Linked DNA regions of Homo sapiens: region 1 is linked to region 2. Evidence: chromatin loops called from intact Hi-C (ENCODE). Cell type or tissue: gastrocnemius medialis. All regions are shown on one strand. Each heading gives the region's core, and the rest is flanking DNA. Links, peaks and the distances in the headings are about the cores only.

Region 1 (15,300 bases), core at 4,785-12,784, 110 kb before region 2:
GCCATGTTGATTTTAATCTAATCTCTTTAAAATATATCCCCCTGATTTCCATCTTTCTTAGGAGAGAGGTGTCCCATTTTGCGAAAGGACGTGAGTGTATCTTGTCCTCCATGTAATGAAAGGGAGGGATTACTTGCTAGGCTGCATTCTGGGAATGGTGAAACAGAGATGGTGGTAAGTCAAGGAATTTGTCCAAGGGCAAACTGCATGCCTGTGGCAGAGCTTAGAATAATATCCAGACCTAGGTTCCAACCCACTGTTAGATTTTTTTTAACTTTGGAATTTATTTTGCATAGAGTATTAAGGGCTAGGAAGATAAAATAGGTTATAGTGATAGGGTACTTCGTGTACGTCTTTCCTCACTTCAGATGACTGGGTTTTTTAAAGGATTATTTAGACTATATACATATTTATTTAGCTGTACAGGAGTAGACTGACATATATACGTGGTGATGGATCCCCAAGACAGATCCTGTAACTGTGGCAGGAGGATTGTGGATAGGATGGTGTCTACTGACTATTCCCAATGCCAGTGATCTAATTGGTTGGTCACCCAGATTTTGCTCAACTCTGATAATTGTCAGATGCATTCCAACTAGAACTACTCCATCTTAAATGGGGCTGGGTAAGATGAGGCTGAGACCTATTGGGCTGCATTCCCAGATAGTTAAGGCATTCTAAGTCACAGGATGAGATAGGAGGTCAGCACAAGATACAGGTCATGAAGACCTTGCTGATAAACAGGTTGCAGTAAAGAAGCCAGCTAAAACCCACCAAAACCAAGATGGTGACGAGAGTGACCTCTGGTCATCCTCACTGCTACACTCCCACCAGCGCCATGACAGTTTATAAATGCCATGGCAACATCAGGAAGTTACCCTATGTGGTCTAAAAATGGTAGACATGAATAATCCACCCCTTGTTTAGCATATAATCAAGAAATAACCATAAAAATGGGCAACCAGCAGCCCTCGGGGCTGCTCTGCCTAAGGAGTAGCCATTGTTTTATTCCTTTACTTTCCTAATAAACTTGCTTTCACTTTACTCTGTGGCCTCACCCTCAATTCTTTCTTGAGTGAGATCCAAGAACCCTGCCTCTCCTGTGGTCTGGATTGGGACCCCTTTCCTGTAACAATCATTACCAATCTCAGATTTCCTTTGAGACTCTCATTTTTTAAAAGCTCCAAAGAGAAGAAGAGTAGATTCATAACATCTTTTTCATCTGATGAAGCAACCATACACAAGCCAACTTAGGCATTTGAAGATACAATCCAAATCCATGAAAGAAAACAGGAAAACTCAAAACTTAACATATTAAGATTGCCTTTAGACTGGAATTTTTTTTTTTTTCAAAAAAGGATTGCATTGTATGAGAAATTGTGGAAGTGGGGTAGGGCTCAGTTGTGTGAATGGCACAGTGATTCAGTGTCCATACGTGTGACAGACATTGATGGGCATCTCTTGAGTGTCGTTATTACACCAGGAGCAGTGCGCCCTGAGGGACGTGGGGTTGGAGAGCAAGGTAGGCCCCAGTTGATGTTCCATATTAAGCATGCCATGCTAAGGAGTGGCTTTTTACTTTCAAAAAGTTTGGGAACCAATGAGGGGTTTTGTTGTGCCATTTAAGGGAGGGAGTGATGACTTGGGATGGAGGGGTGGGGGGACCCGGGTCAGACTTGCAGCTTGGCTATGAGGATGGAGATCAGGGAGCCCACTGTGACAACACCTTCAGGACTCAACGTGGGCCTGCAAGCCTTGCTGTTTTCTCCTCGGCCCCTTCTCCATTCCTATCCACATCCACTACGCTGGCAAATCCATCTTTTGAGAGGGCAAATCTGCTTAAAAATTGATGTAGGAACAGTTTCCAAAACTTGTCATTCAGATACCACCTGCATGTGGATTTTTTTTTTTTTAGACAGGATCTCACTCTTGTCACCCAGGCTGGAGTACAGTGGTACAGTCATGGCTCACTGCACCCTTGACCTCCTGGGCTCAAGGGATCCTCCTGCTTTGGCCTCCGAAAGCCCAAAGCACTGGGATTACAGGTGTGAGCCATGGCTCCTGGCCATATGTGGACTTTTATATCTACATAGGATTGATATTTTTTTCTTAAAACTGGTTCACTTTTTTAAACTTAGCCACTTCATTCACATCCTCTCATTAATAAACCATTAGTGAGTTTGTGGTGCTGGTTACATTCTCTCCCTACCCATTTAAACAAATAGATATCAAAATAGAGTTTGATCTATAAACCTTCCAAATTGGCTCCTGCCATTCGAGGTTTTCAGACCACACCTGGGAAAATGCTCCCAGCAAGCAAAGTCCAAGATCAGACCCTTGGCTGGGTAATGTCCTTACAGCCAGGGCCGACTGCCTGTCTTTGGACTTCTTGTTATGTCACTGCCCAGGGCTGTCCAGAGCATGTCCTTGACACTGGGGCTACCTCTGCCTTGAAGGCTGCTCCCTGCCCTGTCCCAGAGTCCACTCCTTCTGATCTGGGTTGAATTGTGTCCCCCCCAAATTCATGTGAAGTCCTAACCCCCAGAACTAAGAATGTGGCCTTATTTGGAAATAGGGTCATTGCAGATATAACTAGTTGACATGAGGTCACACTGAAGTAGGGTGGGCCCCCAATCCCATATAACTGGTGTCCTTATAAAAAGGCGACATTTGTCATGCCTGTAATCCCAGCACTTTGGGAGGCCGAGGTGGGCATATCACCTGAGGTCGCGAGTTTGAGACCAGCCTGACCAGCATGGAGAAACCCCGTCTCTACTGAAAAAAAAAAAAAAATACAAAATTAGCCTGGTGTGCTGGCACATGCCTGTAATCCCAGGTACTCGGAAGGCTGGGGCAGGAGAATTGTTTGAACCCGGGAGGCAGAGGTTGCGGTGAGCTGAGATCGCACCACTGCACTCCAGCCTGGGCCACAAGAACAAAACTCTGTCTCAAAAAAAATAAAAAATAAAAATAAAGGGACAGTTGAACACAGACACAGGGGAAGACGACCACGTGAAGATGGAGGCAGAGATGGGGGTGATGCTTCTACAAGCCAAGGAATCCCAAAGACGACGGCAAATCACGAGAAGCCATGGAGAGGCCTGGAGCAGATCCTTCTCTCACAGCCCTGACACCTCCATCTGGGCCTTCCAGCCTGCGGGACTGCAGGACAACACATTTCTGTTGTGAAGCTGTCCAGCTCCAGGAAATAACACACTGGTCCTTGCTGGGTTCCACCTCTCTCGCCCGAGGTGGGGAGGCACCAGCCACCCCCTGGATGCCTCTGTGCACTGGCTTCTCCAGTGCTGTTCACTTCCCTTTCCAAAGCTGTTTCCCATGTTAGGACAGGAGCTTCTGTCCCCTGCAGGCAGGCCCGGGAGGATCCAGGTGTCTAGTCTTGAAAATGTTTTCAACTGATTTCTGAATTTCCCCATGTGGGTACCATAGAGGAAAGTCCCTAGTGAGTCCCTAGCGAGTTATTAAAATGGCTTCTGCTGATCTTCCTGGGAGGGGTGCTGGTGGCCTTGCCATGCTCTCCTCCTCTGGCCGAGTGCCCAGCCACTGACCGGCTCCTGGCTGGACCGGGCCCTGGTACCTGGTGTGACTCAAGGGATTTATATCTTCCTCACCCTTCCTGAAATTGCCACTATTGTATTTATTCCTTAAGAACATTCTAGAAAGAAAAGCATTTACCCTCACAGGATTTCCCGTCACCTCCAAATGAAACAATTTAAAAACCAGACAAGTAAATGTTACTTCTTTTTCTAATCGTGAAAGAGAGAGATTTTTAAAAAAATCCTGACTGTGGAGAGGCGTGCCTGAGACTGCATCCCCCTATTCATATACTCTTGTAATTAGAAACATGCCAGAGATTTGCTTCTGTGGGCTTTAAGTGTGGAAACCAACGATTGTCTTTCCAGCTGCCCCCGCTCTGCTCTGGAGGGGAGCTCTTGGTGAGCCCCTTAAGCAGATAGAGGAGACTGCTCTGAAAATATTAAATACTTCTGGCTGATGCTCCATGTTCTGCTGAGCAGTGTCACAGATGGATCTCTGTCTCTCTCTCTCTCTCTCCATCATTACTGTATCCCTCGAACGTAGGAAGTAGGACAGTGCCCAGCCCATATTAAGTCCTTAATACCTATTTCCTGAATGGCATGAAATTGAAATGGAAGACTGAGCTTCAAATCAGTTGATAGCTCCCTTCAGAAAGAGAGAAAGCACCATGGACCGGGGATCTCAAATACAAAGAACATGAAGATTCTAGAATCTTACTAATCTTCCTGTCTTGCTTTTGTCTTGTTAAAAAAGTGATTAGCAAAATCACTTTAAATTAGCAAAAGTGATTACCCATTAAAAAAAAAAAAAAAAGGAAAAGTCCCCAGTTCTACTCAGAAGCAAGGGCAGGTCTGTCTGCTGGAGACTGACCGTGGCGTGGGGAGGGATGGGTGGGCGACGGTGTTGAAGGAAGGAAAGGGAAACAAGCTGCCAGCTGGTCCCTGCCACCTAAGGAAAGAGCAAGCCACCGGAGGTGCTGCTGGGGGAGGATGACCCGCAGGTGGTTTCCTGACATCTTGACCTTTAATTTAGTAACCCAATGCAGTCCTTGAAAATGTTTTCAACCGATTCCTTAATTTCCCCATGTGGATACCATAGAGGAAAGTCCCTAGTGAGTCATTACGGTTATTAAAATGGCTTCTGCCGATATTCCTGGGAGGGGTGCTGGTGCCCCCGCCACCCCCCACACATGCTCTCCTCCACTAGCCGAGTGCCCAGCCTCGAGTCAGGGCCCACTGACCCGCTTCTGCCTGGACCAGACCCTGGTACCTTATGTGACTCAAGGGATTTACATCTTCCTCACCCCTCCTGAAATTGTCACTATTGTATTATTCCTTAAGAACATTCTAAAAACAAAAGCATTTACCCTGATAGGAATCTTCATGACCTAGGATAAAATAATCCGCCCATCTCATGTTATAAGAGGACGTGGATGTCACCTTAAAACCGCTCATACCTCACAGCACAAGACTGAGTGAATGCAAGTCCCAGCCATGCAGAAGCACCAGGGCGTGGGGAGCCAAAGAGATCAAGTCACAGTGTGGGCTCTGCCTAGCAGAAAGATGGTTGATTGTCTCCCTTTATCCTATAGCGCCTAAAACCTTCCACAACCCTCCAGGCTCTTCCAGACTTGAGCGCTGACTATAAGCTTAGCTAACTGTTTTACAGAGCAGCCAGAAGCAGGGATGGAAGCTGGAGAAAACAGCACAGCTCTGGCCCTGGTGCAGAGCCCGTGGATGACTACCGGGACAGTTCAATTTCTTGTTGTGACAGCCTTCTTTTTCTTTTCCCTGTTTCTGAAGGCTGGGTTGAAAAGAATATTGCAAAGAATATTGCACAGGGGGTTCTTCTGCTGGAGGAAGGGTTTCCTCCCTGCCCTGCCTTAGTTTCCTCATTTGTTAAAGGAAGACAATAATTATCCTGTCCAGGTAAAGGTCATTGTGAGGGTCAGGTGAGCTTTTGGGTGTGGAAGAATCTCTAGACTAGGAAGATGCTGGGTACTAATTGCTCTCCCAAGTGCCTTTATGAATTTACACTGCCAACAGCAATTCACCAAAATCCCAGTTCCCGATTCTTTCTGATACTAGGTATTGCTATTAGATTTTTTTTGTTTTGCTTTTTCATGAAGGCTAAATTGCAGTGGTAATGGCTGCTAGGGGCTTTGTTGTCAGAAACTGGCGCCACTGAGGGCAGGCCAGCTGCTGAGAACATCCCTGGTGCCTCTTGGGCTCCTGTGCCCTGCTCCTTGGACCTGGTGCCCCTGGGGGACTGCTTCACCTGGCACTGTCCTCTACACAGGCTGCTGCGGCTCCAGCATTCTGACCTCTGGCCGGGGGCAGTTCATCCCAACTGTAGGATGGCTGTTTCCTCTTCATTCTCCAAAGTGCGGCAGCACTCAGCCTGTGACTTTTATCCACACTGACTGCAGGTTCGGTGTGCTGGCAAGGACGTGTCACTCTACAGAGAATAACCGGGGCCAGAGACCCAGAGTTGCTCCTGTTTACTTGGACATGCCTTCCCCCTGCTTCACTCCAGCCTGACTCCAAGGAGCAGGGGGCGAGGACAGAGGAACAATTAGAGTTCAAACACACTCAAAAATCTGTTCCAGGTGGATTAGACTTCAATGTGAAAGCAAAATGGAAAAAGATTTAGAAGAAAAGACAGCAGAACATCTTTATGACCTTAGAGGGTTGGAGGATTTCTCAACAAGACACGTAAAGCACAGCCATAGAAATGTCCAGACTTGCCTATAAGTAATAATATAATAATGTCTTTCAGTTGTTATTAATAACTTCTTTCAAAGCAAAAGACAAGCTACAGAACAAGGGAAATTGTTTGCAATTCATTTAACACATACAGTCATGCCTCGCTTAACAGCAGGGATACGTTCTAAGAAATGCGCCATTAGGCGATTTCCTCATTTCAGCATCTTGGAGGGCGCCCCCACAAACTTGGATGGTACCGCCTGTCACACACCGAGGCTAGATGGTGGAGCTTGTTGCTCCTAGGCTACTAACCTGTACAGCATGTTCCCATACAGAATACTGCAGGCAATTGTGACATAATGGTAAGTATTTGCATATTTAACATACCTAAACATAGGAAAGGTACAGTCAAAATATATTAATAGTATTATCATCTCATGGGACCACTATTGTATATGCAGCCTGTCATTGACCAAAAGGTTGTATGAAGGGCGTGACTGTAAAGCATTCGCATTCAGCATATAAAAAGAACTTCTACATATCAAGAAGAGAGAGATGAGCAACAGGGGCAAAGGATATTGACAGGCAATGTACTGGAAACAGACACAAATGTCCAATAAGCAAGATGCTCAGAAATCAGTAATTTATCTGCTCTACTGAATGGATTAGTCCCCTCATCAGGCAAATCTGCTGCGACCACTTACAGTGGTTCTCTACCTTAATATAAGCACACACACTCATCATACCCCCTTCTAGCTCCTGCCCATCCCTCCTCTGTCCTTTCAAAGGATTGTCTGCAGCCATCGTCTCCCAGGCCCTTCTCAACCCTTTCCAACTGGGCATTAGTCCGCAGCACTCCCAGGGATAACCAGTGAAATTCATCATAGTCCTTCAAATCTGCCAAATCAAATGCTCAATTCTCTATTCTTATCTGGCTTTATCTTGCTGGAGCATGCAACAAGTTGCCCATTAGCTCCTTTTTGAAACACTCTGTCCTGGCTTCCATGACACACCAACTCTTGCTGGACCTCCAAATGTTCAAAGACCCCAGGGCTGGGTCCTAGATCCTCCATTCTCTGTATTTTCTTCCTAGGCAATGTCATTTAATCTCACACCTCCAAACACTACTTACAACTGGTGATTTCTGAATTTATGTGTCTAGCCCTGACCTCTCCTCTGAGCTCCAGACTCAGATCCTGTGGCTTAGTAAATATCTCCATTTGGATCTCTGAGGGGCATCTCTAGTCATGCCCCAAATTAAATTCTTGAGTCACCCTCCCCACACCTGCTGCCCATCCCACACATACATAGTGTTCTCTAACTCTGTAAATAACACCACCACCTATCCAGGGGCTTGAGTCCAGCACCTGCAGGTCAATACTTTCCCAACTCCCACGTGCAAACCATCTGCAAGCTCAGGGGGCCCTACCTCCAAATATATCTCAAGTCCACACACCTCTTTCTTTCTCCCCTCCTATCTCTCTGACCCATTCTCTCTCACTTAAACTGACACAGTAACCTCTCAGCTTTTCCTGTCCAGCAGCCAGAGGATCTTTTTATGATATAAATCTAATAATAGCGCCAGCTTAAAACCTTCCAATGCCTTTTCATTGAACTTGGAACAAAATACAAATGGCATAGAGACTTGGTTCCCCTCCAGCCCAGCCTTTTACTGCTGTCTCTTGCCCTCACTGAGGTTATGCAGGCCTCGGGCTTCCTGTTCCTGGACCCAGCTCTGTCTGCTGGGAATGCTGTCACCCAAAACTCACACTGCTGACTCCTTGTCTTTCAGGCCTCCCCTTAAAATGTCATCTTGGAGGAATGGTATGGCCTGAACCCCAGCCCGAGTCGTCTTCCACAGCGCCATCCTGCTTTGCTTTCTTCCCAGCACGTACCTCTGGAATGATCCGATTTCTCACTAACTGTCCTGGCCCCCTTGAATGGATGGCCCAGAGAGACAAGGCCTCCTTCACAGCGGATGCTCAGAATTTAACTAAATGATTTAACGAATAAATTTAGGTAAAACTAAATTTACAGTGGAGTTTTGTCTTTAGGGATTGAGTGACAAATTCGAATCATTCGCTGCTTGTTTCCCAGTCAAAACTGCCCTTGTGTCTGAGGTGTGTGAACCAGGGCAACTCCATCTTGAATAGGGACTGGGTAAAATGAGGCTGAGACCTACTGGGCTGCGTTCCCAGATGGTTAAAGCATTCCAAGTCACAGGATGACATAGGAGGCTGGCACAAGATACAGGTCATGAAAACCTTGCTGATAAAACAGGTTGTAGTAAAGAAGCCAGCTAAAACCCACCAAAACCAAGATAGGGATGAGAGTGACCTCTGGTGGTCCTCACTACTACAGTCCCACCAGCACCATGACGGTTTACAGATGCCATGGCAACGTCAGGAAGTTACCCTATATGGTCTAAAAATGGGAGGCATGTATAATCCACCCCTTGTTTAGCATATAATCAAGAAATAACCATAAAAATGGGCAACCAGCCGCCCTCAGGCCTGCTCTGTCTATGGAGTAGCGGTTCTTTTATTTCTCTACTTTCTTAATAACCATACTTTCACTTTAGGGAGTTGCCCTGAATTCTTTCTTGCAGGAGATCCAAGAACCCTCTCTTGAAGTTGGGGACCCCTTTCCTGTAACACTTGCAAATCTCTTTCAATTGCTTGTAAAGGACAGTAGAAAGCTGTGTGGGCCGTAGCAGCTGCTGGCCAAAGGGTGCTTTTGAGCACTTGAAATGTGGCCCGTCAGACTGAGGAACTAAATTTTAAATTTTATTTAATTTTAATTTATTTAAATGTGAACTTAAAAACTGAAGCCTGATTCAGTTATTGGAAAATTCTTAAGTATGTTTGGAACAACTTAGATCTGTGCATGGAACTCTTTCAAATGTAATGGTCTGGAATCTAAGTAAGGATCAACTGTTCTCAGTGAAACTTCAGTGCCCCATTGAGACGTGCTGTGAAACACACACCGAACTTCCAAGGCTGAGTGAAAGTGAAGGAATATGAAATAGCTCATTAATCATTTTAAATGTTGAATGTATGTTAATATATGTAAATATGTTGATATAATAAATTGATAATACTTAGGATACACTGAGTTAAAGAAAATATATTGTTCAAATTAATTTCACCTGTTTCTCTTTACTTGGGATGTGGTTAGGGAAAGGGTTTAAATAACATATATATCTCAAATTTTATTTTTATTGAGTGGCTGTGATAGTTGAGTGTCAACTTGATTGCATTGAAGGATGCAAAATATTGATCCTGGGTGTGTCTGTGAGGGTGTTGCCAAAGGAGATTAACATTTGAGTCAGTGGACTGGGAGAGGCAGACCCACCCTCAGTCTGGGTGGGCACCATCTCATCAGCTGCCAGTGTGGCCAGAATAAAAGCAGGCAGGAGAACTTGGAAAGACTAGACTGGTTTAGTCTTCTGGCCTCCATCTTTCTCCCATGCTGGATGCTTCCTGCCCTCCAATATCGGACTCCAAGTTCTATAGCTTTGGGACTTGAACTGGCTTCCTTGCTCCTCAGCTTGCAGATGGCCTACTGTGGGACCTCACCTTGTGATGGTGTGAGTCAGTACTCCTTAATAAACTCCCTTTTATATGTACATCTATCCTATTCATTCTGTCCCTCTAGAGAACCCTGACTAATACAGTGGCACTGGGATATTGGAGACTAATATGTACCTCATCTATCAATAAATCACATAACTAGTTGTTTTGTTTCTTCTGCTAGGAGAATACTGTTTCTTTGGTTCAGTACCAGACTTGACCTGGGGCCCATCTTGAAGAAAAAAATAAATGGCTTTAAAGAATGGAACCCCACCCAGGGTGGCAAAATGCCCACAAGAGACTCAGGAGGATGGAGAGCAGCTGAGTGAACAGCAGGGCCAGGTCTTCTAACTCACTGCTGGGCTCCAGGAGCAGAGCCGTATATGACATTATCGTCTGCTCTGTGAATTGTTCTTCTCTCTTTCCCCTCTTCCCTCTCTGTTTACTAAGTATGTACAATTATACTTCTCTCTCCCCATAGAAAGATCTGGAAAATGATTTTCACCTGAGAGTTTTTGAATGGTACATGTTGGGGACATTTCTCTTTGGAACATTTCTATATTGCTTCATTTTTAAAATGAGCATTTTCTTTTGCCAAAAATAATGGTTCTTGTAACAAAGTCTAGACATTACAGAAATATATAAAGTAGAAAATGAACCTAAAGGCAGGAATACCAGTTGACCTAGCAATCCCATTACTGGGTGTATACCCAAAGAAATAGAAGTCATTCTACCATAAAGGCACATGTACTCGTATGTTCATCACAGCACTATTCACAATTGCAAAGACATGGAATCAACCTAAATGCCTATCAATCAGTGATAGGCTGGATAAAGAAAATGTGGCACGTATACACCATGGAATACTATGCAGCCATAAAAAGGAATGAGATTATGTCCTTTGAAGGGACATGGATGGAGTTGGAAGCCATTATTCTCAGCAAACTAACACAGGAACAGAAAACCAAACACCACATGTTCTCACTTATAAGTGGGAGCTGAATGATGAGCACACATGGACACAAAGGGGAACAACAGACACTGGAGCGTGTTGGGGGTGGGATCGAGGGAGGGAGAGCATCAGGAGGAATAGCTGAGGGATGCTGGCTTCATACCTAGGTGATGGGATGATCTGTGCAGCAAACCTCCATGGCACACATTTAACTATGTAACAAACCTGCACACCCTGCACATGTACCCCTGAACTCAAAATAAAAGTTGAAGAAAACAAAAAGAAAGTGAGATGAAAGCCCCTTGTAATTCTATCCTAGAGGTAATTTCATTTGTTGTATACATTTCCACACACACACATAGATATAAATACAGATTGAGCATGCCAAATCAAAAAACCTGAAATCTGAAATAGTCCAAAATTCAAAACATTGAGCACCAGTATAACACTCAGAGGAAATGCTCATTGGAGAATTTTGGACTTTGGATTTCTGGATATGGGATGCTCAACCGGTAAGTATACATAAGGCGAATATTCCAAAAACTCCATATCCAAAACACTTCGGGTCTTAAGCATTTTGGATGTGGGGTACTCAACCTGTATCTTTATATATTAATATACCCATGATTTTTCAAGTAAAATGGAATCATATTACACACACTGTCTGTAACCTGAGTCATTTACTTAACAAATTTCAGGCTTTTCAGGCTGGTAATAGACATCTCTACTATTCTTTTTAATAGCTGTGCAATATCCCAATATGTGCCTGTAGCATAATTTATTTACTCCTCCTTTATTGGTGAATTCATCTCTTTTTGCAATGATAAACAATTTTGAGGTGAATTTATTTGTGTATGGTTCTTTGCTTGTTTGTCTCATTTCCTGAGGTGGAATCTCTGGGCCAGTTTTATGCACATTATAATGGCTTTTCCAGGTCTCATTTCCTGGAAAAGTTTCAGATTTCCTTCCAGAAAATTTTGGCTAATTTATACTTGCACCAACAATGTTTGAGAGTACCTGTTTCCCCACACCCTGGCTAATATTGGGTATTACCCATAGTTTTATGCAAAAATAATTCATTCAACAAGTATTTATTAAGCACCCACCATATGCCACTGTTAATTTGCACTTTAAAAATTGTCAATGAGGCTGCTACCAATGTATTTCTATGTGTTTTATGTTTTCATGTGCTTTGTGTTTCTGCTCTGAGCTGCCCTTGGCATGTTGGGATTATTTGTGTTTTATTAATTTATGAGTCTTTTTCTATTCAAGGGTTGCAGCTCTCTGTTGTATTGCAGAGCTGTCTTGCCTGTTTTCGCAGCACCCTTCACTGTGCAAAGTGTCTCTATTTCAGGTAGTCAAGATTGGCATTATGTTCTCTTTTGAGTTTCTGTGGCTGGAGTTACATTGAGAGACATACCCTGATTATAAAAATATTTCTTTGCCAGTTATTGATTTACTGCCTCCTACCTTCAAACTTGATCTCTACTCTGCCATATGGACTTGTCTTTTCAAGCATTTCTCCTTATCGATGTTAATTTTTCTTTTTTTTTGAGACAGGGTCTCACTCTGTTGCCCAGGCTGGAGTGCAGTGGTGTGATCATAGCTCACTGCAGCTTTGAGCCCCTGGGCTCAAGCCATCCTCCTGCCTCATCCTCCCAAGTAGCTGGGACCACAGGTGGCCACTGTGTGGGCTCACAGTGTTAAGTGTCCCCACCGGAAGATGCTAGAGGATGTGGCAAGAGGAAGGGACTTTTCCCTCCTGGGCCAGCTGTGCTGTGTCTGTTCTCTTCTTTGTTCCTACTGAGGGGTCTCTCTGTGGTGCAGGAAGGTGGGGACATTCCAGGGGGCTCTGCCACAGCCCCTGCTCAGAGGGTGCAGCCCCTCAGCTGCCTGACCCTGGGATCCCTGCCCAGGAGTCTCCTCACATGACCTGTGTGCCCAGACCTCACCTGCCCACCCACTGCCCAGGCCCAGGAGGCTGTGTCCCGTGCCCGGCTAGGGAGCAGCTCTGGCCAGAAAACATCCTCACAACCCCATGGTTGGCAGCCAAACCTGGACAGTGACTCTGGACCCTGGCCTGGGGGACAGGGCTCCTTCCACATTTCTCCTTTTTGGGGCCCTTGCCCTCAGCCCTGGTGTGCCTGTCTTTTCAGTCTTTATAGTTACTAATCTGTCTTTATAGTTACTCCCTAATCACACTTAATAATTCTTTATATTAAAGTTCTGTTTAAGTTACTTACTAGACTCAGAATGGTACAATTCCCTTATATTTCCTTTTAGTCATTCCATGCTTTTATTCTTGATATTTAAATATTTAGCTCATCTCAATTTATTTTATTGTGTGGTATGTGTTAACGTTTGAACTCAGAGTTTTCCCAGTCATTTACCCATTGTTCCCAAATCTTTCACATCCTCATCATATGCTAAACACCAGGACTCTCAGAATTTCTGGACACTTTACTCCATTCCATCGATATTCTGTCTATTCTTGTGCCATACTGTTTCATACCCTGTAGTTTCGTAATATGTTTTGAAATATGGTCTGGCAAATTCCCTTTTATTTTTCAGTTCTAAAATGGAAATTTCAGTAATCATCACTAACCCCCCTTCTCCCAAATACTACACAACCTGTGTCCATAATAAAATTTTAAAAATAGCAATTAAAAAATCCCTAATTTCATGGAAATTAAAAAGTATTTTTCCAGAAGCAAAAAGGAAATAACTAAAATTATGTGGTAGTTGGGGATTAATGACACCAAGAACATGTTGAGGTATTGAACATCTTCCCCAAGAAACTATGCCCACATAGAATGTGTGAAAAAGAAGCCAACATGGAATATGTGATGCAGATGTATTTTAATTTGCAAAACCAAAATGCAGATGCAGCTTCAAACCCTAAAACCCACTCTGCCTGATGTGGAACTAGGGGAGCATCTGCTTACATTTTGCAGGGATGAGGGGACACAAAGGAGCAGCAGGTGCCTCCCTGGAGACCACAGAGTCTCCTCCACCTCCAGAGTCTTACACCTTCATTCTCTCCTCGTTCACGAATTCCTTGGAAGATGGAGTGTCTTCTCACTGCCAAGACTACCCGGTCCTCACTGAGCTCCTGGTCTTGGGCCGCTGCATGTGCTTGCTCAGGATACGTGGCACTGGACAAGAGCATCTGTCCAAAGAGACTCTGTGGGCTGAATCTCAGCCCCCCACCCTGGCTGTCACACCAGCACTGGGTGGCCTCTAGTGGGAGGGAGGGATTCCTTGTTCACTTTTGCTATATCCAGATTATAGCCCAAAGAGGAAAAATGTTGGAAAACGTAGAAAAGTGCATGAGAGTTAAACATTCTATTGCCTTTGCATTGTCCGTGAAGTCGTAAAAGTACCGATGGATTGTAGGTTCTAGTAAGGCAGAGAGTTATGTCATAATAGCTATCATCATTAAAAGAATGTTTAATAATTTAATAGAAGGAAAAAGGAAAACAAAAATACCTAATAAATACAACAGAAGACAAGAAAGGAGAGAAAAGGACTATAGAACAGATGGGACAAATAGAGAACAAATACTGAGGTAGCAGATAGAAGCCAAACTACATCCCCAGTTACATTTCATCGAGTGGAGTAAATACTCCAGTTAAAGGCAAACCAATGGTTGCAGTAGACTTCTAAAATCCTCCTATATGTTGTTTGCAAAAGATATACCTTAAATATAAGGGTGGATATCTTAAATATAAGGGCACAAAAACGTTGAAAATGAAAGAGGAAAATAATATGCAAATACTAGTTAAACGAAAGCATATTCAAATGAATATTGAACAATTGTACTCTTGAGGCAAGAAGATTTTGGGAGATGAGGAACATTTCTCATTCAATTTCAAAGGATTGAAACTATGGAGAAGGGAGGAGTGTCGCTCCAAAATGTCTTCCTTCCCGTCCCACTCACAGCAGGGACGAAGGCTTTCTGTGGCAGCCATGGCCACCCAGAGGCAATCTCCCTTGCTCAGCCGCCACACCTTCTACACCTTCCGGGGGTTCTTCCTTCTCCATGGAGTGCCCGTCAGATTAGATACACAAGGAAGGCTCACTTCCAGCTCAGCAGCAAATCTTCAGTATTTGCTACCTATAAACTGATTTATCAGTGGTTTTTGCTAGCTAATATTAAACATATTTTTATTCATAAAGTTATTTTTGTTCATAAAGTTAGATTGTAAGCCTTCTGAAGCCTGTAATTATGTCTCCTAGGGCATTCAGAAAAATCCCTGGACTTGTGCACACTTCATAACTGCTGAGGACACTGGACTTAACATCTTTAAAACCTTTGAAGTAATTTATAAAATAAATTCTAGCTCCACAGAAGTTGTGAAAAGAGTACATAGGGTCCTGGGTACCTCCTGCTCAGCTTCCTCCAATGATGGTATCTTACCTAACTGTAGTGCAATATGAAAGCCAGGAAAATGACATTTCTACAGTATTATAAGCCCTATGCCATGTGCACCACGTTTGCATGCATGTGTGCATG
Region 2 (15,300 bases), core at 2,983-10,982:
ATCCCAATGGTATTTTTGCAGAAATAGTAAAATCCATCCTAAAATTCATATGGAATTCATATGGAATCTCAAGGAACATTGAATTGACAAAACAGTCTTGAAGAACAAAGTTGGAGGTCTCACATTTCCTGACTTCAAAACATACTACAAAGCTATAGTAGTTTTAAAAATGTGGTACTGGTATAAAGATATACCCATAGGCCAATGGAATAAAATACACAGCCCAGAAGTAAACTCTTGCATATATTGACAAATGGTTTTCAACAAGGGTGCCAAGATCATTCAATGCAGGAAAAAGGAGTCTTGCCATGAAGTGATGTTGAGAAAATTAGAGATTCATTCACGTGCAAAAGAATGAAGATGGACGCTTACCTTCTACCACGTATAAATATTACTTAATAGTAATTACCATATATGAATACACTTACATTAGTTATCATTTTAACTCTTATTAAATATTGTTTTGTAAGATTCAACTCTTACTAAACATAAGATTAAAACTATAAGACTCTTAGAAGGAAACACAGGGGAACACCTTCATGACATTGCAGTTGGCAGTAATTTATTGAATATGATACTGAAAGCACGGGCAACAGAGGAAATAAGACATAAATTTGACCACATCAAAATTTAAAACTGCACCACAGGACACAGCCATCAAAGGCAACCCATGGGATGTGAGAAAATATGTGCGAATCAGATACTTGATAAAGGGTTGATATCTAGAATATATAAAGAATTCCCACAACTCAACAACAACAACAACAACAAACATTTTTAAATGGGCAAAGCAATTAAATAGACATTTCTTCAAGGAAGACCTACAAATGGCCAAGAAGCACATGAAAAGATGCTCAACATCACTAATCATTAGGGAAATGCAAATCAAAACCACAGTGAGACACCATCTCACACCCACTAGGATGCCCATGATAAAAGATGATTCGAGTTGAAGGACATGGATATTTTCTCTCACCACAATGAATTAAACTTGAAATAAGTAATAAAAAGATACTCGGAAAATCCTCACATATAGCAAGTAACATATACACATCTAAACAACCCATGAGCCACAGAAAATAACATGGTGGAAATTTAAAAGTATTTTGAATTAAGTGATAATGAAAGTACTACGTTTCAGTAGCTTTTAGGTTACAGCTAAAGCCTTGCATAAAGAGAAGTATGAATTTAGAAACAAATATTATGGGGGAAAAAAGCCAAAATAAGCTGAGTATGCATTTTAAGAAGTTAGAAAAACAGCAGCATTTTAAATCCAAAGAAACTATAAAAATAAGATAAAAGCAAAAATTAATGAAATAGGAAATAAGTGTATAATAGAGAAGATCAATAAAACCATTATTTTATTTGGTTCTTTGAAATAACTAAAAAATCTAATCATCCATTGGTGAGACTGATCAAAAAAAGAGGGAAGGTATAAAAATTTCAAGAATATAAAAGGGCACATCTAATCTTATTAAAATAATAAGAAGATATTATAAGCAACTTTTTATTCAATAAACTTGAAATTTTACATAAGATAGACAAATTCTTTTAAAAAGTACAAATATTTTGGAAATTTGTACAAAGAAAAAATCCTTTATCATCCTAATTCTGAATTTATTGTCTGAAGATGTAACTTAAAACCTTCACGCAAAGAACTCTTTAATCCCAAATGAATTCGCCAGTAAATTCTTATAAACGTCTAACAATGAAATGGCAAACACAAATTCTTACAGAGAATAAGTAAAGAAGGAGCACTGCATATTTATTTTATGACACGAAAACAGCACTGATGCCAAAACCTGACATTTCAGGAGAGGAAAACTGCAAGCCAACTGTGTTAGGCCGGTTTTGCATCACTATAAAGAAATACCTAAGACTGGGTAATTTGTAGAGAAAAGAGGTTTCACTGGCTCCTGGTTCTGCGGGCTGTAAGGAAGCTTGGCTCCAGCGTCTGCTCGGCTTCTGGGAGGCCTCAGGGAGCTTTCGCTCATGGCGGAAGGTGAAGCGGGAGCAGGCACGTCGCCCACTGAGAGCAGGAGCGAGAAAGAGAGGGAGACGGAAGGTGCCACACACTTTTAAACAACCAGATCTCGGGCGGACTGATTCACTATCTTAAGGATGCACCAAGAGGATGATGCTAAACTACTCATGAGAAATCCACCCTGTGATCCCATCGCCTCCCACCGAGCCCCACCCCTAATACTGGGATTACATCTCAACATGAGATTTGGCAGGACGAATATCCAAACCACATCACTAACCACTCACGAGCCTAGATGGAAACCGTGAGCACGTCAGGTTTATTCCAGGAATACAAGATGGGTTAACGTTTGGAAATTAACCAGTATAATTCATCACGTTAACAAGAAAGAAAAAAGAAAAATCATCTGATTATCTTAATCTGTGCAGAAAAGTGTTTAATAAATACACATTTGTAATATAAGAATATGGAACTTTCTTATCCAAATTAAGGGAAACAACAAAAACCTTACAGCAGGCATCACACTGAATATAGCAAAATGTTGATAGTGTTCTGAGATTAGGAACAAACAAGAATGCTCACCTACCCACATATGTTCACCTTTTACTGGAGGTCCTCGCTGGTGCAGTATGGCATAGAAATAAGAAAGATTGGGTAGGGAAAAAATAAGACATTTCTATTAGTGGATGTTATGATTTTATATGTAGAAAGCTTAAAAGATTTCAAATATAATTAGAATTAATAAGTGAGTTTAACTAGTTTATGGGTGCAGGGTCAACATTTTTTTTTAAGACGGGGTCTCATTCTGTCACCCAGGCTGGAGTGCAATGGCATGATCAGAGCTCACTGCAGCCTTGACCTCCAGGGCTCAAGCAATCCTCTTACCTCAGCTTCTGGAGTAGATGGGACTACAGACGCATGCCACAATGCCCGGCTATAGGGTCAATGTTTTTAAAAAAACAGCAGTTGTGCTTCTGTACACGAGTAACAAACAGAAACATGAGTAAAAACATCAGCTGTCAAATGTATTTAACAGGAGGTGTGCAAAGGTTCTGTGCAGAAACAGCATTACTGCGAGAAATAAAGAAATTCTAAATAAATGGAGGGAGATGCTAAATTGGGAAGATGATGTCATAAAGGAGTTAATTCTCTCTAAAATGATGCTTAGATAGCTGAAATTGCAATGCAAATATCAAAAGATTTTTACAGGCTGTTGTGTGGGAATGACCTTGATGCAAGGGTGGTCTCAAGGTCACTGTCAGGCAGGCGTTCCCAGAGGCCTTTGACGTACTGAGTCTCTCACACATCTTTGCCGGTTGAGATGTGTAACTGAAAAATCCCTGCCCAAAACAAGAGTGTTGGGGTCATGTGAAAGGATTCCTTTGTTCATACCCATGGGATCCACGATGTGGCCTCAAGTTACATATAAACCTTTGTGCTGGTAGAAGAATGATGATAGTTAATGCTCGCTGAGTACTTACAAGGATGGCAGTACTTTAATCTTTTCACGTTATGCGTGCCACTCGCATGACATGTACACACACCAGCTCATTTACTCTATGTATACTGCTTTGATTCTGAAATCTTGCTCAATACTGTAACACAAAATGCACCGAGGAGAGGTGCTAGAGAGTTAGGAACTGCATCTTCAAGTGGAAAAATACCAAAACTCCATAAAATATGTCAAAGAGGTTTATTCTGAGCCAACATGAGTGACCGCAGCCTGGGGAAAACACAAACCCAAGAAGCCCTGAGTGGGTGGTTTCGAGGCAGTCGGTATGCAACTCATACATTTCAGGGAGGCAGGAGGTACAGGCAAAGTCATGAATCAATACCTGGAGGTTATACTTTGGCTTGGCACAAAAAGGTGAGATATCTTGAAGTGGCGGCTTACAGATCATAGGCGGGATTAAAGATTCTTTGATGTGCAGTTGATTAAAAGAACAAAGCTTTCTCTGAAAACTCGGAGTCAGCAGAAAGGCATATTTAAGTTGAGATCAGGACTTCTGCTCATCATCATGGGGTACTACGCTGGAGCCAGGTTGCAAGTGCAAACCACAAGACACTGGAAGAAAATGACCTGTTTAGCAAGATTGACAGTCTGCAGAGATGACTCCTCCAGGCCCCTTAGGAAGGAATTTTGAATAAAGAGAAAAAGTTCAGGTCTCAGACTCCTAAGGCAGCATGTGGCTTTAGTCCCAGGGCCAAGAGCAAGGGTGGCCCTTGCTGATGCCTCCGAGGCCCTGTGTGCCCTCTGAGGCTGGTTGAGGGCAGCTTGAGAAGAGTCTGTGCTTTATCTGGATGATGAGGAAGCCTGGCAGCGTCCTCTTTTGGAAGATCCCCACAGAGGCCCTGCAGAGGTATAGTCAGGCCAGCATGCTGGAGAGCCAGGAGAAAAGCCAGCAGGCACTGAGCTAAGGCTGTGTAATAGGCTGGACAGGAGGGGAGAGATTTGGGAGAAATTTAAGAAGCAGGCTGGGCGCGGTGGCTCATGCCTGTAATCCCAGCACTTTGGGAGGCCCAGGAAGGCGGATCACAAAGTCAAGAGATCGAGACCATCCTGGTCAACATGGTGAAACCCTGTCTCTACTAAAAATACAAAAATTAGCTGGGCATGGTGGTGCGCGCCTGTAGTCCCAGTTACTTGGGAGGCTGAGGGAGGAAAATCGCTTGAATCTGGGAGGCGGAGGTTGTAGTAGCCGAGATTGCACCACTGCACTCCAGCCTGGTGACAGAATGAGACTCCGTCAAAAAAGAGAGAGAGAAAGAGAGAGAAAGAAAGAGAGAGAGGGAGGGAGGGAGGAAGGAAGGAAGAAAGGAAGGAAGGAAGGAGGAAAGGAAGAAAGAAATTTAAGAAGCAAAATTCGCAGGACTTGGTGATCTAGTGGGTGTAAACATTGCAAGGAAAAAGCCATTTAAGATGAATTCCAAGTGACCGGCTGAAATGTGCAACGGATATTCACTTTCTAAATAGAGTGCGCAGGAGGGGGTGTTTGGGTGGAGAAAATGGGGAGATGATTGGGTGCCTGTGAGCTGCAGTGTGGAGCACTCACGTGCCATAGAGATGCCGGGCAGGGTCGGGAGACTGGGCTCAGCAGCTCGGGGGTGCCGAGGTGGTAGCATCCAGGAGACCACCTGGGAGCGTGTGTCCAAGGGAAGTGGACTCCTTCCCCCCACCACACTCTTCTCTCTGCTGCAGGGACAGCCCCCAGAACAGTTCTTCTGTGGAAGGTTCTGAAAGACCCAAGACAGGTCAGTTCTCCATGGAACGTGGAAAAGGCTACTAAAAAGTACAGGCGCGTATTACTTAGAATCTGGTTTGGGGGACACGAAGCAGAAGGAAAAGCACGACATTGTAAAACAGATATGACTGTTGCGCCCATTGCTAAATTATACAGTGTGCCACAAGGGTCAAAAGGATGGTCCGTGAACACGCAGGCTCAGGGTCGGACTCCGATGGGGATGCATTTCCAGATACACGCCAGGTCAGTGCTGGGCATTCCTGCCACTCGGGTCCTCTCCCTAACGCCTCTACTGGTCCAACTGCCTTGTAATCACCGCTCTCCACTGGTTCTTTGACAAAGGGTTTTCAACCCCGATCTGCAGGGTTTAAAAGTGTTTTTAACCCCTACCTTGTTGCTGACCTAGGAAAAGGTTGCTGTCCCATTCTGTGCTAGTGATGCTAGCTGAGCACTTTTTTTACAGTGAAATTCTGGCCAGAGCCCAGTGGGACCCGTGACAGGCTGTTTCCGAGTCCTCCCAGGCTCTGCTGGAGGCTGCACACCTACGTTCGGTCTTGTGCCTTTGTCCCACATCGCCACGATGGGCCTCGAGCAGTCCCTGCTGCCCAGCGCTGTGGAACTCCCTGGGTGTGTGGGCACAGCATGGCTGCAGGGCTCACTGCCCTCAGCCGTTGGGACTGCCATCCTGGGTCGCCACTCTCTCCAGAGAGTGCCTACCATCCCCACGCTCCAGCCACGGTTACAGGGCAGAACTCCCTGTCTTCGTGGGCAAAGCATCCGTGGACTCACCGCTTTGTGCCATCGAATTGCAGCAGTGTGGCTGGAGCAGTTGGCGGCCCTGATGCCCAGCGCACAGAGAACGCATCCGGGATGCGCTCAAGGATGCTGCCAACAGGGTTCTCAGCCTGCCCGTGGAGCCTGTCTTCCTAACTTGGCACTCGTGCCATCGTTGGACCAAGATGTCATTGGGCACCGTCCCCTCCGGACAGATGCTTTCCAGCCCAGGCAGCCAGAAGGACACTAAGCTCGTGGCATTTGGGACGGCACTGATAGACATGGCATTAAAGCCGACTTTAACCTCTTCTTCTTCCTCTTTGTCACGGGGTAGAAAAGTGAGCCGCTCCAACACCCAGCTGCACCAATTTAAGGTCTTAACCATAGCCTCTAAAGGAGGTCTAAAGCCCTCCCAAATGTGGTTGCTGTAAAAATTGAGACCGTTTTCCACATGCTGCTCCTAAATCCTTTACCTCTTTCCACCTTTTCTCTCCCCATAGGCAAATGGCAACTATGGCCACAAGAGAAAGCCCAGCTCATTTAAGTAAAGTAATTGATTTTGACATCTGAAAACTAACAGCAGTTAGAAATTTTAGAATGAATCACTGAGTAGACCAAATGAATTTAAATCAATTATCTGAGGTTTAATGTTTAAAGGGGGTTTAATTTTATGTATCTAGTTGCACCTTGATTATTCAGTTTTGAAGTTCCATGCATCAAAGTTTTAATCTCAGAATGAACACTAGACTCCCTGGGCTTCCCCTGCAGACTGGTATGTGCTTAGGGAACGCAGGTGAGCCATGAGGCAGCCAGTCATGAAGTCAACCGAGGCTTCTCAGCTGCCATGCCAGCCGCTGTAGTAGTTCCCGAGCAGAGTTCACCCTCAGCGTCGTCACAGACAACTTTTGTGGAGAGCTCATGTGTGCTTGCCAGTTCTCTGTGCCTCTGTGGCTTTCTCACAACGGGCAACATTGGGTCTAAATCTTAACTTTCTTGCAAAGAAGTCACACTTCTCAAATACAGGCTGTGTTAAGCGAATGATCATTTGGGCAGCCATGTTTAATAGAAATGCTGTTGCTATCCCAGGCTCATTCTTGCTATCTTAAGATAGATTTGTTCATCATTAACAGCTGTTTCACCAATGGGTGTCTGTTTGCTGAATGACAAGTCCTGCAGTCTCATGACTTCATGCTGGATAACGCCAGGCGCAGGTGCATTTAGAAGGGTGAAGTGGCTCTTTCTGTAGGCCCAGGCCAGCTCTGGCCTTTCTCTTGTAGCCAATGAGCTGTGGTAGAGACACCTGTCCCCAGGAAGCAGCTCACTCCTGTCCTACAACCCTGAGGCGGGCAGGGCAGGCACTACCGCCCAGCTGTCCTAGTCCTGATGTGAGTCAGTGACCTAGAATCCGGAGCCTTCCCAACAGCCAGTGGAAACATCCTGTCACATGTGGTTTTTATTTCAGAACTCGGGCTTGTGGTGCTGCCCTGCACCCTGAGACACCCTTGCTGTGGTCGGATTCGTGGAAGCACACTGGCTTACCCAAGTACCTCAGTCGATTGCTCAGCAGCTCTTACTTGTGATCAGAGCTGATGGGGTGAGCAACTTATTCTTGGGGAGAATTAGCTCCTGGAAGGTCTGGCTTGGGGCTGGTGCCGCATCCCATGGCCTCAGCTTGAGGATGGAGGAAGGGGTCAGCTGGGGAGTGTGGAGGGATGGGGAGCTGTTCCCAAGCTTCACACCACTGCTCACCACTGGGCAATCCAGTGAGCTTCCATGGATCTGACCACACTTATGGGGTCTCAGGGCACAGGACTCTGCACCGAAAGCCCAAGGTTTGAAATGAAAATAACATGTCCTCCACTCCTCCAGGGGAATGTGTGTAGAACAACCTGGGACCAGCCAGAGAAACATGGTGGGCGGGTTCCTGGCTTGGTGCCCCTTTCCCACTCCTCTCCCAATAATCTGGTCCTGTGAGGATGCCCCACACTCCTGACCACCTCAGGCCTGCACCCTCGTCTGAGCTAACCCTCATCTGAGCTGTTGGGCCTTGCTGGAGAGATGGGGGCTGAGCAAGCACAGGCCTGCTGGGGCCTCTGGATCCTCTCACTGTGGTGATGGCCAGGCCACCTCCTGCAGGAACTGCTGGTGTCTCCTCCATGACCAGAGGCCACCACTGGGGATGCCCAGGCCTCCCTGTCACATCCTCCCCACTTCTGGTGCAAACTCTCTGAGAGACACATGCAGGACAGTGCTTGGACCCAGGCCCACACTAGCTTCCTACCAGTCACTGCACCCCAAATCAACTCATCCACTCAGCCACAGGTGGGGCAACTGCACCCCAGCCCAGGGGGGTTCCTGACGGGGAGAGTGAGTGCATGTGTGTGAAGAGTGGCAGGTCCTGCAGACCGAGAGAGTCTAGAACATCCTCTTGCGGGAGGAATGGCCTAGAGTCAGGGGAGGTGACAGCATTCCCCTGGTACCTCCTCAAGCCATCATGTCTGCCTTACAAGCTCTGGAGGGTTGAATACTCCTCATGCCCCATGCGCAGGATCATGCAGAAGCTCAGAATGTGCCCTTATTTGGAAATAGGGTCTTATACATGTGCTTAGCTAAGGATCTTGAGATGAAACCATCTTAGATGTAGGGCGGACCCTAGTCTAATGGCTGGTGTTCCCATAAGAAGAGGGGATGACACCACAGGAGGAGGCCATGAAGTCAGAGGCTGAGATTGAAGGGACACAGCCACAGGCCACAGAACTCCTGGGGACACCAGACCCCAGCAGAGGCCAGGAAGGACCATCCCTGGAGCCCGTGGAGGGAGTGCAGCCATGCAATGCCTTCACACAGACTCTGATGTTCAGAATCCTGAGGAAAAAACTGCTTTGTTACAGCAGCTCTGGGACGGTAAAAGACAAGCCAAGGCAGAAACAAGGGGGAAGAGATAGAAACAGAGAGAGAAAGAAAGGAGAGAGAAATGAAGAGAGAAGAGAGAGAGAGAAACAGAGAGAGAGAGGAGAGGGAGGAGAGAGGGTGGGAGAGGGAGGCACAGAGAGAGATACAGAGACAGACACAGAGAAAGAGAGGAGAGAGACAGAGAGAGAGGAGAGGGAGGAGAGAGTAACAGAGAAGAGAGAGAGAGGAAATAGAGAGAGAGAAAGAGAGAGAAGAAAGGATGGGAGAGGAGAGAGGGAAGAGGAGGAGGGAGTCCTCTCTCCCGGCAGTGTGTGTACAGGGCAGGGGGCGGCTGGAATCAGGAGGTGCTCGTGCTCCCTGCTCGTACCTCCATGAGCCAGGGTCCTCACTAAGGTATCTGCATGGGACACGGTGCTGCCTAATCGCGTCCAACAATCTGTTCCATGAAACTGCTTTGCCTCTGAATAGCGAGTCACAATATTGAGTCACAATTTGTATTAAAGTTGTGATATTTGATTTCACAATATTTGAAAGTCTATAAACTCCTCCTTAGAGTTGATTGAGGTTTTCCCCACCGTAAGCCTCTAGCTCCAATGCTGTGCTCATCACATCCTAGAAGTGACTTTATAGGTGGGAAAAGAAAAGAGAAAAACTGGGAAGAATGGCTTTTTCTGGAAGCAGTCCCCGAGCCTGTGCAACCTCCTGTTGCCCTGAGCCAGGAGGAGGCGGGCTCCACCACGTGGGGCGACGTGGACAAGGACTCCTGCTACTGCCAGAGGAGCCCATGAGAGAGGAGCAGCTCTCAGGGTCCAAGGATGGGTTGCAGGGTGTTTAAAGTAATTTTTAAACTGTTGGTTTTATTAATATCAAGTGGCATTTTAATATGACTGAAACCGTTAGTGAAAAGGTACCATGCTTATAATTGATCACAAAATCCCTTGTGTGGGCTATCTCATGCCTTAATTCTTCTCCTGGACAAGCTTGTCGTGGTCTATTCCTCTTTGTCTCTCCCACTTAACTTCAACAAAGGAACCGGAGGTGATCCTTTCCCCTGGAAGTCCTCTCTGTACGCCCAACTCCTGGCTAGACTCAGACGTGGAGTGGAAAAAATATCTGTTAAATTGGATGGAATAAACATCAAAAATCAGACATAAGTCATAATTAAAAAAAACAATATAATACCAGGTGTGGTAGCTCATGCCTATAATCCTAGCACTTTGGGAGGCTGAGGCGGGAGGATCACTAGAGCTCAGGAGTTGGAGGCTGTAGTGAGCTATGATCGTGGCACCGCACTCCAGCCTGGACAACAGAGTGAGATCTCACCTCAAAAAATTAATTAATCAATTAATTAAATTAAAAATAATCTAGTAAAACAATGAGGAATCAATTGCAGAATGTAAAAGGATTATGGTAAAAATTATTAAGAGACTAAGTGGTTCTAAGCATACATGTAAAAATAGACTCCATAAAGGACCAAAGAGACATTAAAGGAAAATTTTAATTGCCTAAATTATATTTATAAACAAACACACTGGAGGAGTAATGACAGATGACAGTATAATAACACATGAAGAATGCTTATGGAGCAACAAAAGACAAATATACTGTAGGAAAATGAGCAAAGGACAGGAACAGATAATACACAAAAAGCATAGAAAATAAATATCCTATAAGCCTATGGAAAACATTTTTTCTCACAAATAATCAAACAAATGAAAATAGTATATCTTCCCCAAATGAGGTACCAAATATCAGACAATTCTCACATGTTGTTGGTGAGAGTACGATTCATGTCCAGGGAATGTGCAACTCACAAGACCTTCTGGAGAACAGTTTGTCAGTATCTCTAAAGTCTGGCTCATGACATCTACTTCTAGGAACTTATCCTAAGGAGTTACATAGATGTTTACACAGATTTGTCTATTGTTATCTCAATAAGATTTTTTAAGTCTGTGAGAAGTTGAAAACAACCTATATATTCACTCATAAAATACATAAAACATAAACGATGGTACCTCCATAAGATGAAGACTGTAACAATTTTAGAAAATCTATATTTTAATCCTTATAAACAGATATTTATTTGTATGGGAAATATTAATAATATGAGTAATAAAAGGCAGATTACAAAACTGTATATAGCATGATTCTATGTTTATGTAGAAATTCTGTACACCTATGCAAAGTATTAACGACCATCTTATCTGTGTAGATAGGGTTATGAATGCTTTTATTTTCTACTTGGGCTTCACTGTATTTTTCACTTTTTAACTTATAAATGGACAAAGACTATTACTTATAAATAGTTCAGAACTATTATTAAAAATTAAGCTGTGATAGTGTAGTGGTAAATGAAATAGTAAATACAGTTACTATATTTTAATGATATTTAGGGAGGTGACTGAACTAATATTGAAAATGTCCAAAAACACTTTTGTTGACACACTAGTGAGCACATATTTTTTGCAAAGCAGCTTCATAGGGTACGCTGTGGTCAGATTCGACTCCCACATTCCCCAGAATGAACAGTGGCCTGGCTTGAACACTCCCCCTGCCATTCTTTCACCTCTCCGCAGAAGACACGCTTATCAGGTGATTTAGAGCTCTGCCAATTTGGGTGATTTTGAACAAAGATTATTCTCTTTGCTTACGTTATTCAGATGATTGATTAACTTCAAATTCTAACATAATTATCTCTCGACTACTTAATTTTCTAGAATAGGGTCTCTCGACGGATGACCTTTCAGCTGGAGAATTCTGTCGTGGGGCCGTCCTGTGCCCTGGCGGGCACTCAGCAGCCTCCCTGGCGTCTATTCGATGTCAGGAGCCCCTCCGCCCTCATTGTGGCAACCAAAGATGCCTGCAGACATTGCCAAAGGTGTCCGGAGGGGAAAATCACACCCAGTTAAGAACCACTGCTCTAAAAGAAGCATTGTTTTTTGCAATTAGAGAAACAGACTTGTCCATTTCTTTACCTAATTTGCACTCCATTTTCAAAATTGCTCCTAATTTTGTAATACTTTTATGTTTAGGCATTTAATACCTGAAGCATTACATCAGTAGAATCAGATGGAGAGCTCCATGACCTCTTTGACAGAGTATTATTAAGAAATAAGTTTCAGCCTGCAATTATAAAATGGGGTAAAATTATTCACTTATGGTATTCAAAATGCAATTTTTTTTTGGTAAAAAGTATTCCAGCTAAATTTTAAAATGGTGACCTGGGTTTTTTTTTGTTTTGTTCTTTTTTTTGTTGTTTGTTTTTTGAGACGGAGTCTCGCTCTGTCACCCAGGCTGGAATGTGGCGGCACAATCTTGGCTCACTGCAAGCCCTGCCTCCCAGGTTCAAGGTATTCTCCTGCCTCAGCCTCCCAAGTAGCTGGGACTTCAGGCATGTGCCACCATACTAGGCTAATTTTTTTTTTTTTTTTTTTAGTAGCGATGGGGTTGCACTATGTTGGCCAGGCTGGTATTGAACTCCTGAGCTCAGGTGGACAACTTGGGTTTTCATACAGCCCAGAGGAACATCTCCTACTCTTGGTCTGAACTTGAACTGCAGCTGAAAGAATGGTTAAAAGAAGAATCTGAGAGTTGAGTAGTGAGGATCCGATGGGCAGCTAAGGACATTTCTGCTGGTGAGCACGAAAGTGCCCAAGGCAGGAGTCAGATAAACATCCTTAAGAGATACCAGATTATTCTTTTCTGTAAAGGTAACCCGCCCTGGTTTTTTTCCTGTCCACCCAATAAATTTGCAGCAGTCAGTGCACATGGAAAGGCCCTGCTGCAGCCTTGGTTCCCGCCTGGGAACACGCTCCTTTGCGGTGTCATGGTTTACTCTGGGTTTTGCTTTAATCGTTATCTTAGTCTATTTGTGTCTCTCTCTGACTTGTAGGTTTTAACATGTGCTGACTTAAAGGAAGACAACAGGCTGTAGACAAGGGGTTGCAGCTCCAGTGCTCTAAGGTCCAGTGAGGTGGGGAAGTGGGGGGAGTGGCCCAGGCGATTGGGAGGGTGGGGACTCATGGGGGCAGCTCTGGGGACAGTGGAATTCATGCACAAGTGCACATCCCATATGGACAGATGGCCCTATTTTTAAAGACAAGTCAGAAATTCATATTTTATGTGAACTTTTCCTATTTTTAAATGTGCCTAACCAATTTAAAAGAGATTTAAACCATTTTGCAGCTCAAACACATTTCTGCAAGCCAGGCACAGCCCCCACACCGGGTCGGAGGACCATCTGTTCATTAGGAAACCTGTGTGGAACCTGTTTCCACACCTGGTAATAACCCTTCAGATGAAAACACTTTGCATTTAGATGTGGTAAGCATCTTGCCAAACCCCACTTCTGAAAATTCTGTAAACTCTTCCCACCTGCCTAAAGATGCCCTGGTGTGGCGCTCACCAGCCTGTCTGGCAGATGAGATAATTAACTCGAGGAAGCCTCTGCATGCAGGTCTCCTGGGCTGAAAGAGCACTGTGGATGGAACGCATGGCCCCTCCCTGCACACATGAAAAGGTAAGCTTGCAGCTCCTGGGAAGCAGGTGGGCCTGGGCCTCATCTCAGCCTCAGGCGGTCCAGCTGGCTCTACTGGACATTGAAATCCCAGGGGCTCTGGGACTGGAGGGATCAGGGCAGATTTTCTGCAGGTGCATGCCAGCGTTCTCTATCTTCGTGTGATAGGAAATGGAAGGAGAAATGGAGGGCGGTTCTAACAACAGGCAGGAAGCCAAGGAAATGCTGCAGCTCAGATGGGATTTTTGCACGTCTCACTCCTCTCTTTACCTCTTTGCATTCGGAATTCCCAGAGACACTTGGCAAGGAAAACGGCACTTTTCAGCTAGCATTGATATCACTGTTGGGTGATTATTGATATTCATATGCAAACCTGGAGATCTTTAGAGAAGGAAACGAGTACATAAAATAATCCACAACTTGGAGCTCAGATGCAGATCAGCGCCAGACCTTGGCTGAGATGCACGGAACCGCATTTAGGTCGTGTTGGTGGTGAAGTGCCTCCATCTCCCGGCAAAACGCGGCTTCACTCTTCACGCTGAGAATTTTTGACTGAAATGTGTGGTCTTAACCAATTCTATTCAGTTTCATTTAACTTACTTTTGTCCATAAATGGGGTAGAAAAGCTCCCCCAAAAATGAATTTATAAAAGCTTCTGAGTATCTGACCTATTACATTTAGAAATAGAGTCACATTCGAAGACACTAAGGACTAAGGACTTCCACACATGAATTGGAGGGAATGCAATTCAACCCATAACAACGGTATAATTATTATTGGCATAGAAGAGAAACCTAATCCTTGCCCCATTGATCAGTCGCTCCAAAAAATTTTTGGAGCAGTGACAATTTGTCATTATTTATTTTTTATTTCCTAGCAACACTTCACAAAACACACCTGCAGGGCAGTTTGACCTATCAATAAAACTAATTGAAATTATCTGTGTCTTAGAAAATTTGCAGTGCTTATTTGAGATGACTTGGAGACAGGAACCACTCCAGCTCACCATGGAAATCCTACTGGATATCACTGGCCTGGAAACAGCTTAATGTTTCTGAGCAAGAAAACGGACGTGAACATTAGGTTTACACAGATTCCTTGAGGCTCCACCTTTGGAGAGGCTTGCATCTATCTAGGTCTAGAGAGAATTAAAATAGAAATGAGCTGAGACAGCCACGGGGCCCCTGTGATCTGGACAGCGCTGTGACTCCCATGTAGACAGCCCTAGGCAACCGTGTCCATACAGAGGAGAGACCCAAGGCTTGGGTCATCCATGAGTGATTGGCACTTCTGGTTTGGACCAAAAGCTGTAAGCACTGCTGCATCTAGGAGATATTCAGGCTGAGGTCTGACCTCCTGGGGCTCTCCCTGCACCCACGGCTGTCTGGTTGCACACTCTACAGATTCAGGGATTTGACGTCCAGAAATGAAGGTGCAGGACAGTGGTGGAGAATGTGGGCTGACTTCCCACATCCGTTTACCCACAGGGAGCCACATAAGCCAGTAGTTTTGGGCCCTGTGTGTGCGTGTGTGTGTGTTTGAGAACTTATGTATTCCTATGATCTTTTGTTTCAAGATAACCAAAGAAAAATGATTCCTTACCTGTTTCTTGTCACCAGCCTGTGGACAATCCATGACATTTTACCCTAGGTAGTTCCTTCTTTGCTAATTCTCCCTATCTTCCTAGAAAGGATAGTTCATTCACTCATTTGTCAAGTATTTATTGAGGTTTTCTGTATGCAAAGCATTATGACAGAAACTATGGATGTGAAAAGGGTGATTAAGTCATAGACCCTGCTTTTAATTAATCGATAATCTCCTAAAGGAAGTTACCCAAAAGACTATGAATACAAGCAAAAATTTACACCAAA

The links. Peaks named below come from ENCODE experiments on the same cell type or tissue, not always from the same donor. Only the 100,000 strongest peaks of a DNase experiment are listed, where the experiment ranks them.
Region 1: a loop joins it to region 2, with 4 times the contacts of the local background. A loop is called at or near these places in 35 of 110 quality-filtered maps.

Annotation. Positions count from the first base shown.
Region 1 is chr13:110,916,784-110,932,083 of GRCh38, forward strand. No RefSeq gene overlaps it. Among named protein-coding and RNA genes, the nearest start is that of ANKRD10, 9.4 kb to the left of the region's middle. RefSeq lists enhancers at 3,385-3,534, 4,608-4,667, 12,717-13,216. In gastrocnemius medialis, for the core only: CTCF peaks have their summits at 8,619 (motif pointing left) and 8,834; DNase peaks (open chromatin) are centred at 6,520 and 7,598; H3K27ac peaks cover 4,144 bases.
Region 2 is chr13:111,024,284-111,039,583 of GRCh38, forward strand. No RefSeq gene overlaps it. Among named protein-coding and RNA genes, the nearest start is that of LINC00368, 64 kb to the right of the region's middle. In gastrocnemius medialis, for the core only: no CTCF peak of the experiment used is centred there; DNase peaks (open chromatin) are centred at 6,167 and 7,408; H3K27ac peaks cover 1,914 bases.